2 separate regions of the Homo sapiens genome follow, and region 2 is linked to region 1. Evidence: read pairs that join two places in POLR2A ChIA-PET (ENCODE). Cell type or tissue: A673. All regions are shown on one strand. Each heading gives the region's core, and the rest is flanking DNA. Links, peaks and the distances in the headings are about the cores only. Region 1 overlaps CSRNP3 (cysteine and serine rich nuclear protein 3). Region 2 has its middle 33 kb from the start of CSRNP3.

The links. Peaks named below come from ENCODE experiments on the same cell type or tissue, not always from the same donor. Only the 100,000 strongest peaks of a DNase experiment are listed, where the experiment ranks them.
Region 2: POLR2A ChIA-PET joins it to region 1 with 8 read pairs; 2 of 35 experiments call an interaction of 5 or more read pairs at or near these places.

Annotation. Positions count from the first base shown.
Region 1 is chr2:165,625,072-165,629,465 of GRCh38, reverse strand. All of the region lies in intron 4 of CSRNP3 (cysteine and serine rich nuclear protein 3), which reads right to left. It overlaps LOC124906085 (a long non-coding RNA gene), which reads left to right. Exons shown (of 3, transcript XR_007087279.1): 2 at 176-265. Among named protein-coding and RNA genes, the nearest start is that of CSRNP3, 160 kb to the right of the region's middle. In A673, for the core only: no CTCF peak of the experiment used is centred there; a DNase peak (open chromatin) is centred at 1,795; H3K27ac peaks cover 673 bases.
Region 2 is chr2:165,434,479-165,438,872 of GRCh38, reverse strand. No RefSeq gene overlaps it. Among named protein-coding and RNA genes, the nearest start is that of CSRNP3, 33 kb to the left of the region's middle. In A673, for the core only: no CTCF peak of the experiment used is centred there; no DNase peak of the experiment used is centred there.

The DNA of each region.
Region 1 (4,394 bases), core at 273-4,272:
CTTTACCTCCGTGAATGAGATGCACAAACTGGAGCATAAGAAAGCAAAGCTACTGCGAGTGACATGGTTATAGGAGAGTTCCAGGGCTGCAGAATCTGCTGTTGTTGAATACTATATAATGAGGCAGAAAGAGGCAAACAGTGAGGGTGTACTCTTGTCCTCTATCTGTACGCAGAACCTGAAGCAGGAAAGAGGGAGTGATGTCAGGAGAACAACTTGGTGGGAGCCTGTGGAAGTGGAGCACAGACTATTTCCCTTGAGCAGGGTGAGTTTCAGAGATTATCTGTGAAAATGTTCTCAAACTTTGTATCAGAATTGCCGGCAGCAGTCATATGCTGGAAAATGTTTAACACATGGCTCTTACCCTGATTTGTAGTGTTTATCAATTTCCATAGTGTAAATATTCCCACTGTAACCAATTTTTCTTCCACAGATTTAGGGAGGAGATAAAGAGCCTGTACTACCTGGTTCCAAAATTCTACCACCTGAAAGACTTGTTTAAAAGCACAGACTTTTAGGCCCCATCCTTAGTGTTTCTTTTTCTTTCTTTGAATTTTTATTTAATAGAGATGGGATCTCACTATGTTGCCCAGGCTGGTCTGAAACTCCTGGGCTCAAGTAATCCTCCCGCCTTGGCCTCCCAAAAGCTGGGATTACAGGCACGAGCCACTGTGCCCGGCCCCCTCATCCCTAGTGTTTCTGATTTGGTGGTTCCCACAGGATACTGATTTATTTTTTTTGGAGACAGAGTTTTGCTCTCATTGTCCAGGCTGGAGTGTGATGGCGCCATCTCGCCTCACTGCAACCTCCGCCTCCCAGGTTCAAGCGATTCTCCTGCCTCAGCCTCCGGAGTAGCTGGGATTATAGGCGCCCACCACCACGCCCAGCTAATTTTTGTATTTTTAGTAGAGACGGGGTTTCACCACGTTGGCCAGGCTGGTCTTGAACTCCTGACCTCAGGTAATCTGCCCCCCTCGGCCTCCCAAAGTGCTGGGATTACAGGTGTGAACCACTGTGCCCAGCCAATACTGATGTTTTTATTTCAGGTCTATACTTTGAGAACCACTAGTCTATGAGGAGAAATGTTGCAGATAATAAGTACAGAAAGCAATTGAAAACCTGTGATACATTGGTCTGCAAAAGAAGACACAAGAAGTAGAAAAGGGGGAAAAAGGCACAAAATGGTGTATCAAGAAAGAGTAGATCTAAAAGAAGAGTATGTTTGTAGTAGGGGTTGGGGAATCTCTGGAGCCTATCCCTCAGGGCTCATTTGTAATAAGAACATACTAAACAAGAGTAAGCAATGAAATATAAGGTTTGGATATGATTTGGTATAAAATCATGCCAGAGTAGGGCTGGTAGGATAATTCTGTGGCAATTCCGCTGGACAGGCTGGGGCTAAAAACTAACCATTCTCTTCAGGAATTCAACTATGGCTTCATGGGAATTTTTTGCTTGTTTTAGCAAACATTTCGAAGCATTAACAGCTCCAGTACAATTTGCTGGGATATATATAGCAGGGCACTGGAGAGAAAACGAGTCTACTGAAGAATGGGTTCAAGAGGCAGCTCTCCATTTATTGACTGTGTACTGTGGGAGGAACATGTGTAACATCTCTGAGCATAGTTCCTCATTCATGAATGAGAAAAATGCATGCTCTGACCATGTCTCTGGGTGGTGAAGAACAAATAAGGACATCTTTTCAACCATAGTTACTAATGGTGGGAGGAGTCGATTGTGAGAGTAAGGTCATGTGACAAGAGGAAGAAGTGTGATTCAGTGGACAGAGAGTTTTGTTTAGGTAGAAGTGAGTTATATCTAGTAGTGGAGGGCACCAGAAACATGGTTTGCATATGACTCATGCAATCAGTGCAATGTGAGGGGAGAAGAATGGATGCAATGACGAGAGAGTATCAGTGCGTTCTTTTAAAGAGGCAGAAAAGGCTATCTCTAGCAGACTGACATGAATTATTTCCCAGTAAAAGTAAGCTATGCCTACTTCAAGGGCCCAGAACGAAAGAGAAAAGAACTCAGAAAAGCTGCCTGTGGCTATAATAGAAAGAGCAGTCAGTGCAAAAGAGCTTCCAGGGGAGATAGCAAAGGATTTCAGGTAATGGAAAGAAGAACAAGGCAAAGAAAAACAAGCTACCCAGCAGAGACAATAGAGAAATCAAGAAAATGGCAGGAAAATTACTGTACCTGCTATAAAGAGGAAATGAGTAGGCATGCTTCAGAGGTAAAGGTATTCTCAGGCCAGAGGGAGAAGAATATTGAGCGGAGACAACAAGCTTAGTTGTGCAGCTCCCCACAAGGTTTCCATAGTAGTCAAATATTGAGTGGGAAAAGGGGATGCATTAATAGAAAATCTAAGATAACCAGCAGGGACCAAAGAGAACAATCAAATGGAGAGTGAAGGAGTTCAAAGGCAGCCATCAAGAACTAACCTTCTCTAAAGTAAATAAAAGCACAAAGCTGGAATAAGCAATGTGTATCCCATGAGAAACGAGGCCAGCAACAAGGCTACAGGATGGTGAAGGAGGTTCAACTACAGAAAGGAAAAAGGATCTGTTCATTGTGTTCTTGAGAAAATGAGAAGTAATTGAGGGTACGGAAAACCATAGGTAGGCATGTGGATATTTCTTGGTTTGCGAAGAATATAAGTAATTTTATCCTTACATTTAAAAGTATGGAAGAGTCAAGAGCTTTCACCTATGAGAAAGGGTGGTCCACACTGGGGTGAAGTCATTTGGCCACTGGGTACCAAGAGGAGAGGGCAGCAGCCATGAAAGGTGGCAGAACACGAGGTAGCAGCAACAGGCAGTCTGTACTGACCTGCTTGGAGAGTGGCAAAAGAAACTGCATGTTATAGCAATGAAGCAAAACAGTAAGCTTTTAGAAATGCTCTGCTCTCAAATATTTATCTCATGCTTTGGACAAGGAAATACGGAATGTTAGCAGTACTTTGAAGGGGGAAATAAGGTGTTTATGTACCTGCAGTACACCAATCCATATACACGGTAAGGATTAACTTATTACAAGCTTTTGAGCTAGTTATTAAATCCAGCCTTTGGACCTTTGTATTTGTATTTGCCCTTTTGCCTGGAATATTCTTACCTTAGATGTCCATCTCACTCCTTCCCTTACTTCATTTGAGTCTCTGCTTAAGTTTCACCTTACTGGCAAAGCCTTTTCTTACCCTCATTTCTTTCACTATCTCTTCTCTCTTCTCTTTTTTTTTTTTCTGAGAAGGAGTTTCACTCTTTTGCCCAGGTTGGAGTGAAGTGGCATGATCTCGGCTCACTGCAACCTCCGCCCCCTGAGTTCAAGCGATTCTCCTGCCTCAGCCTCCCAAGTAGCTGGGATTATAGGCACCCACCACCATGCTGGGCTAATTTTTGTATTTTTAGGAGAGACAGGGTTTCACCAGGTTGGCCAGGCTGGTCTCAAACTCCTGACCTCAGGCAATCCACCCACCTCAGCCTCCCAAAGTGCTAGGATTACAGGTGTGAGCCACTGTGCCCAGTCATTTTTTTCTTTTCTTTTTTTTTTTTTGAGATGGAGTTTTGGAGTGCAGTGGTGTGATCTCGGCTCACTGCAACCTCTGCCCCGAGTTCACGCGATTCTCCTGCCTCAGCCTGCCGAGTAGCTGGGATTATAGGTGCCCGCCTCTGCACCAGGCTAATTTTTGTACTTTTAGTAGAGACAGGGTTTTACCATGTTGGCCAGGATGGTCTCGAACTCCTGACCTCAGCCTCCCAAAGTGCTAGGATTGCAGGTGTGAGTCACCATGCCTGGCCTCATATTTTTCGTTTCTTTTTTCTTTTCTTTTTTTTTGACAGAATCTCACTCTGTTGCTGAGGTGGGAGTGCAGTGGCATGATCTCAGCTCACTGCAACCTCTGCCTCCCAGGTTCAAGCAATTCTCCTGTCTCAGCTTCCCAAGTAGCTGGGATTACAAGCACCTGCCGCCACGCTCAGCTAACTTTTCCTTTTTTTTTTTTTTATTAGAGACAGGGTTTTGCCATGTTGCCAGGCTGGTCTCGAACTCCTGACCTCAGATGATCCACCCACCTTGGCCTCCCAAAGTGCTGGGATTACAGGCATGAGCCACCGTGCCTGGCACTTTTTTTTTTAAAGAGCACTTACAACTACATGTTATGTATATTTGTTACCTGTCTCCTTACCCAAATGTTGGTTCTTTGAGAACCGGGTAGTGCCTGTCTCACTCCCTGCCATATCCAATACCTAGAAGTATGCCAGGCACATAGGAAGTGCTCAGTAAATACTTACTGAATGAAAGAAAGGCTCACTGGTCCCATTTTGCAGATGAGGAAATGAGCTCATTTAGTAACCTGCCTAGGACACAACCAAAATGATGGGAGTCACGATTTGAAA
Region 2 (4,394 bases), core at 205-4,204, 190 kb after region 1:
TTGCTTGAATTTTAACAAAAACTAGACACTGGATCTGCATGTGCCTTTTTTTTTCTTTTTTCTTTCTTTCTTTTTTTTTTTTTTTTTTTTTGAGAGAGAAAGAGAGTCTTGCTGTGTTGCCCAGGATGAAGTATAGTGGTGCAATCTTGGCTCACTGCAACCTCTGCCTCCCAGGTTCAAGCAATTCTTATGCCTCAGCCTCTTGAGTGGCTGGGGCTACAGGTGTGTGCCACCACACCCAGCTAATTTTTGTATTTTTGGTAGAGATGGGGTTTTTGCATGATGGCCAGGTGGGTCTTGAACTCCTGGCCTCAAGTGATCCTCCACCTCAGTCTCCCAAAGTGGTGGGCTTAACAGGCGTGAACCACCATGCCCAGCCTGCCTGTGCCTTTGATGTTGGACTTCACAGTCTCTGTAACTAATTTCTGTTGTTGAAGCCACCCAGTCTACGGTATTCTGTTACAGCAGCTTGAACTGAGTAGAAGAGTGTTTATCATACCAGTAAGTATTTAATATGGTTTTACAGATTATACAAAGTGATTTCATCTCACATTTGCTAAAATTTTATTGAGTAAATAAGTATATAATGGTTAAATCATGCTAATTCTTGTCTGGTATGTCTGGAATGGTACTTTATGAGGAATAAAATGGCTTTACGTTTATATAACACACCTTGTCTTTGTTTAGATTCAAGTTCTATGCCTCTGAGTTATACATTTTCTACCTTGTTTCACCTAAGAGCATGTCTTTGGAGATGCAAATTGAGTTGCCTTGCTAACAATTGTTTGGGGCATGGAACAGATAACCAGGAGATTAATATTCTAAAGTTAGAGAAATGATTTAAAAACTGGCAAATGAAAAATATTATGAATCTATAATATCTGCCTCTGCCTGTGTGTCTGTATGTCTGTGTGTTTATATGTGTCATGTATATGCGATATTTTACTACCAAATTACATGAAAAAAACTCTAATCAATTGGCTTAAAGAAAAGTAAGTGCTTAAACCAAATATTTTATGTAATAGAATCTAGCTCAAATGCTTTTTAGTTCATGTGACTTTAATAATCTTTGGTAAATACAATGGTTTCTAAATTCGCTCTAGTAATTTAAAATTTTAAAGTTGGCCAGGTGCGGTGGCTCACGCCTGTAATTCCAGCACTTTGGGAGGCCGAGGCGGGCAGATCATGAGGTCAGGAGATTGAGACCATCCTGGCTAACACGCTGAAACCCCGTCTCTACTAAAAATACAAAAAATTAGCCGGGCATGGTGGCAGGTGCCTGTAGTCCCAGCTACTCGGGAGGCTGAGGCAGGAGAATGGCATGAACCCTGGAGGCAGAGTTTTCAATGAGCCTAGATCGCGCCACTGCACTCCAGCCTCTGGGTGACAGAGGGAGACTCCGTCTCAAAAAAAACAAAAAAAAACAAAACAAAAACTTGAAGTTATTTTATGTTTAATTAAGAAATCCTTGTTTTTTCATGGGAAATAAAAGTTACTAAGAGCTACTAATAATTACTATATGTAATTAAAGCTACCAAATATAAGAAACTGTTCTACATACACAGTGTCTAAAGAAAGTAAGATGTGTTTTTGGTGAAATTTAATTTTAAAAAAACATGAGGATGTGGTTTTTGCTGAAGGAAAAGTAATTTTGTCTAGTTGAGAAGCTATTTAAAGGTTGCCTCAAAATAAAGGGGAAAATAATATAAATAAAACTAAATGGCTAGAAAGAGAAAAGATAAAAGTGTGGGGAATTAGGAACCTTTGATTCCTGGGTGGCCAGGTGGTCACCCATGGTATGGAGCTGCAGCTGGGCTGCATTCAGTTACGAAAGATAAAGGGCACCAGAAAAATTTAGAGATGGGTCCAACTCCTGGGGAGTTGGTTCACTGGATGCATAAGGAAATGTGGACTAATAAGGAAACAGCAAAATATTTAATCCCTCGGTTATTGTTATCTATAATAGCTAAAATGAAAGTAAAAAAGTTTTGGATTGGGCCTTGAGAATGGACCAAGCTCAGATGTGAATCTGCCTGAGCTCAGGTCACTAGCCTCAAAGCTACCCACAAAGGGGAAAATTATGCCAGGGCAACAGAAAGTACCTCTGAGACCTGTGGTTACCAAGAATGTAGTCAGTGTGGGGAAAGGGCAAAACAGTATTGAAACCAAAGGGTGTAATATTAACGAATTGTCCCATTTTATGTTACAGATCACCAGTTTATCACCGGCTTCCTAAGGAACCTTTACTAAAATGGACTGTGAGTGTAGCTAACTTAGGGGCAATATCTTTGATTTTAAATGCTGCAGAGTGGAAAAACATGTTTGAGTTGATGCAGAACCCACAGCTCACTATTGAACAATCGTGGACCGGTATGTGTAATTGAGACACACAGGAGGTTAATCCTGAGGGGGCAGCCAGCTGGGTGAACTGGATAAAAGCCACTGTAATATCTATTTATCCCGAGAAGGGGGACTACCAACTCCCTTATAAATGCCAAGTGGAGCACCCCAGATGAGGCAGCTGATACGTTTCATATACAAACCATGGGGGACTGGCTGTATAATGACTGGGATATTAGCCCATTAAATATGCCTCTTACCCAGGTGATAAATGCTGTGGTTGAGGGGGCCCCTTCTCCATGGCACAACAGTTTGGGAAGCCTTATCAAATTTGCTGTCTCAGCTTCCCCTCATAGGTCTTACAGATGCTAATAAAACATTAGGGTAATTAACGCAAAAAATGGAAAAGAAGGAGGAGAGTCATGGGACTTGTCCCAGGGCAGGGAAAATCTTTAGAGGGATATTAAGAAATGATATAAATAAAATGGAAATTTATGAGGTTAAAACAAAGCTTTTAGTATAACACCACTGAAGGTTGGGTGGACCAAAGGGAGCTCCTGCTGGTCTCCCAACATTAAAGGGCTCCAAACCAGTTTTCTGTCTTTACCCCAGAGAGATGTTATTTTTTAAGAAATCCAAAGGCAAAGATTGCAATGAGAAAGCTGACCAAAAATTGCCTGAGGCAATATTGAGGCAGGTTAATCCAGATAAAGATTGACAAAAGGGCCAAAGTCTCAGCTCAACCCCCTGCTGGGAACCCAAATCCTTTTTCACCAGAGAGGATAAAATGGTCTGGGGGTGAAAAGAAAAAGTTTCTTGGGACCAGAACATAAAAATGTAAGGGCTGATAGGATTATCGAAGTTGGAATGTTTAAACAAGCTTAACATGAAGTAGTCTTGACTCCTTTACCTAAAGGCTTTAGGAAAATAGATATTGTATTTGACTGGAGGATGTTTCACTTACCTGATACTATAAAACAGAAGATATATAAATCTGCCCTTCAAGCAATATTAATTAGACATGCTAAATGAGAACCAGTAAAATTTTCCAAGCTCACAGGGTGTAGAGTAGAAGCTGAAGTGCTGGTAGGGACAAATTCTCCACTTAATAGCCCTTTGAGGAATGTTTACTGGGGCTTATGGCAAAACCCTGTGAGTGCTTCCCAAAGACAACTAATGGGACTTTGAACTAGAGAATTTCCACTTGAGAAGAATTTACTGCCTTGCTATGGGACATTAACTGAAACCATCCCTGTCACTGGAGGACATAAAATGATCTGACATCTGAAATACCCATGCTGTCTGGGATGATGTCAGAGAAACACTGTAAGAGGGATAGCAGTGTCCAGAGGGTTCCATCATAAAATGGGAATAGTTTATATAGGATCATCCTGCCTGGGGAATTCAAAAGGAGATACTCATGAGCAGGGAGCCTCTTTTTCTCTAGGACTGACTCTGGAACCTGGGGAGGAGCTGCTGGCTCCTACCGTGCCTGATAAACAGCTCTCACCTGACTGACAAAGGGTTGCTTGGTTTGTGGATGGCAGTTCCAAGGTGAATGGACAACATCCTGTTCAGAAGGCTGCTACTCTGATTGTAAAGTGTACTTTTGTGAACAGAATTTACCTTTCTCTCTAATTGAGTTCTCCAAAATGTGGAAATTACTTGTGAGTATTCTTATTTTATGGCAATATAGTTATTTGCATAAATTCAGTAAGAATGTGTTTTCTTTTGAAACAGGTCACAATTGGAGATGCTGGTTATTTTACCAAGGCTTTGACCAGAACAACATATTTTCAGGCAAATTTCCAGCAAAACTAACTTTAAAAAGAGCCTACATGGCCAATGACTATTCGTGTGGCACATTATGCAAATAATGAGGCCTAATATAATAAGCCTAAAACTTATTTTGTATATAAATTGGTCTTATTATTATTTCTCCTTGGTTGAGAAAGATTATAGGAAGAGAGAATAGTGTTTCAAAGGAAAACTGTAACACACCTGATGCTAGATTCCAGCCGAACCTTTGTTTTTGGGTTCTTACTATTTGCTAC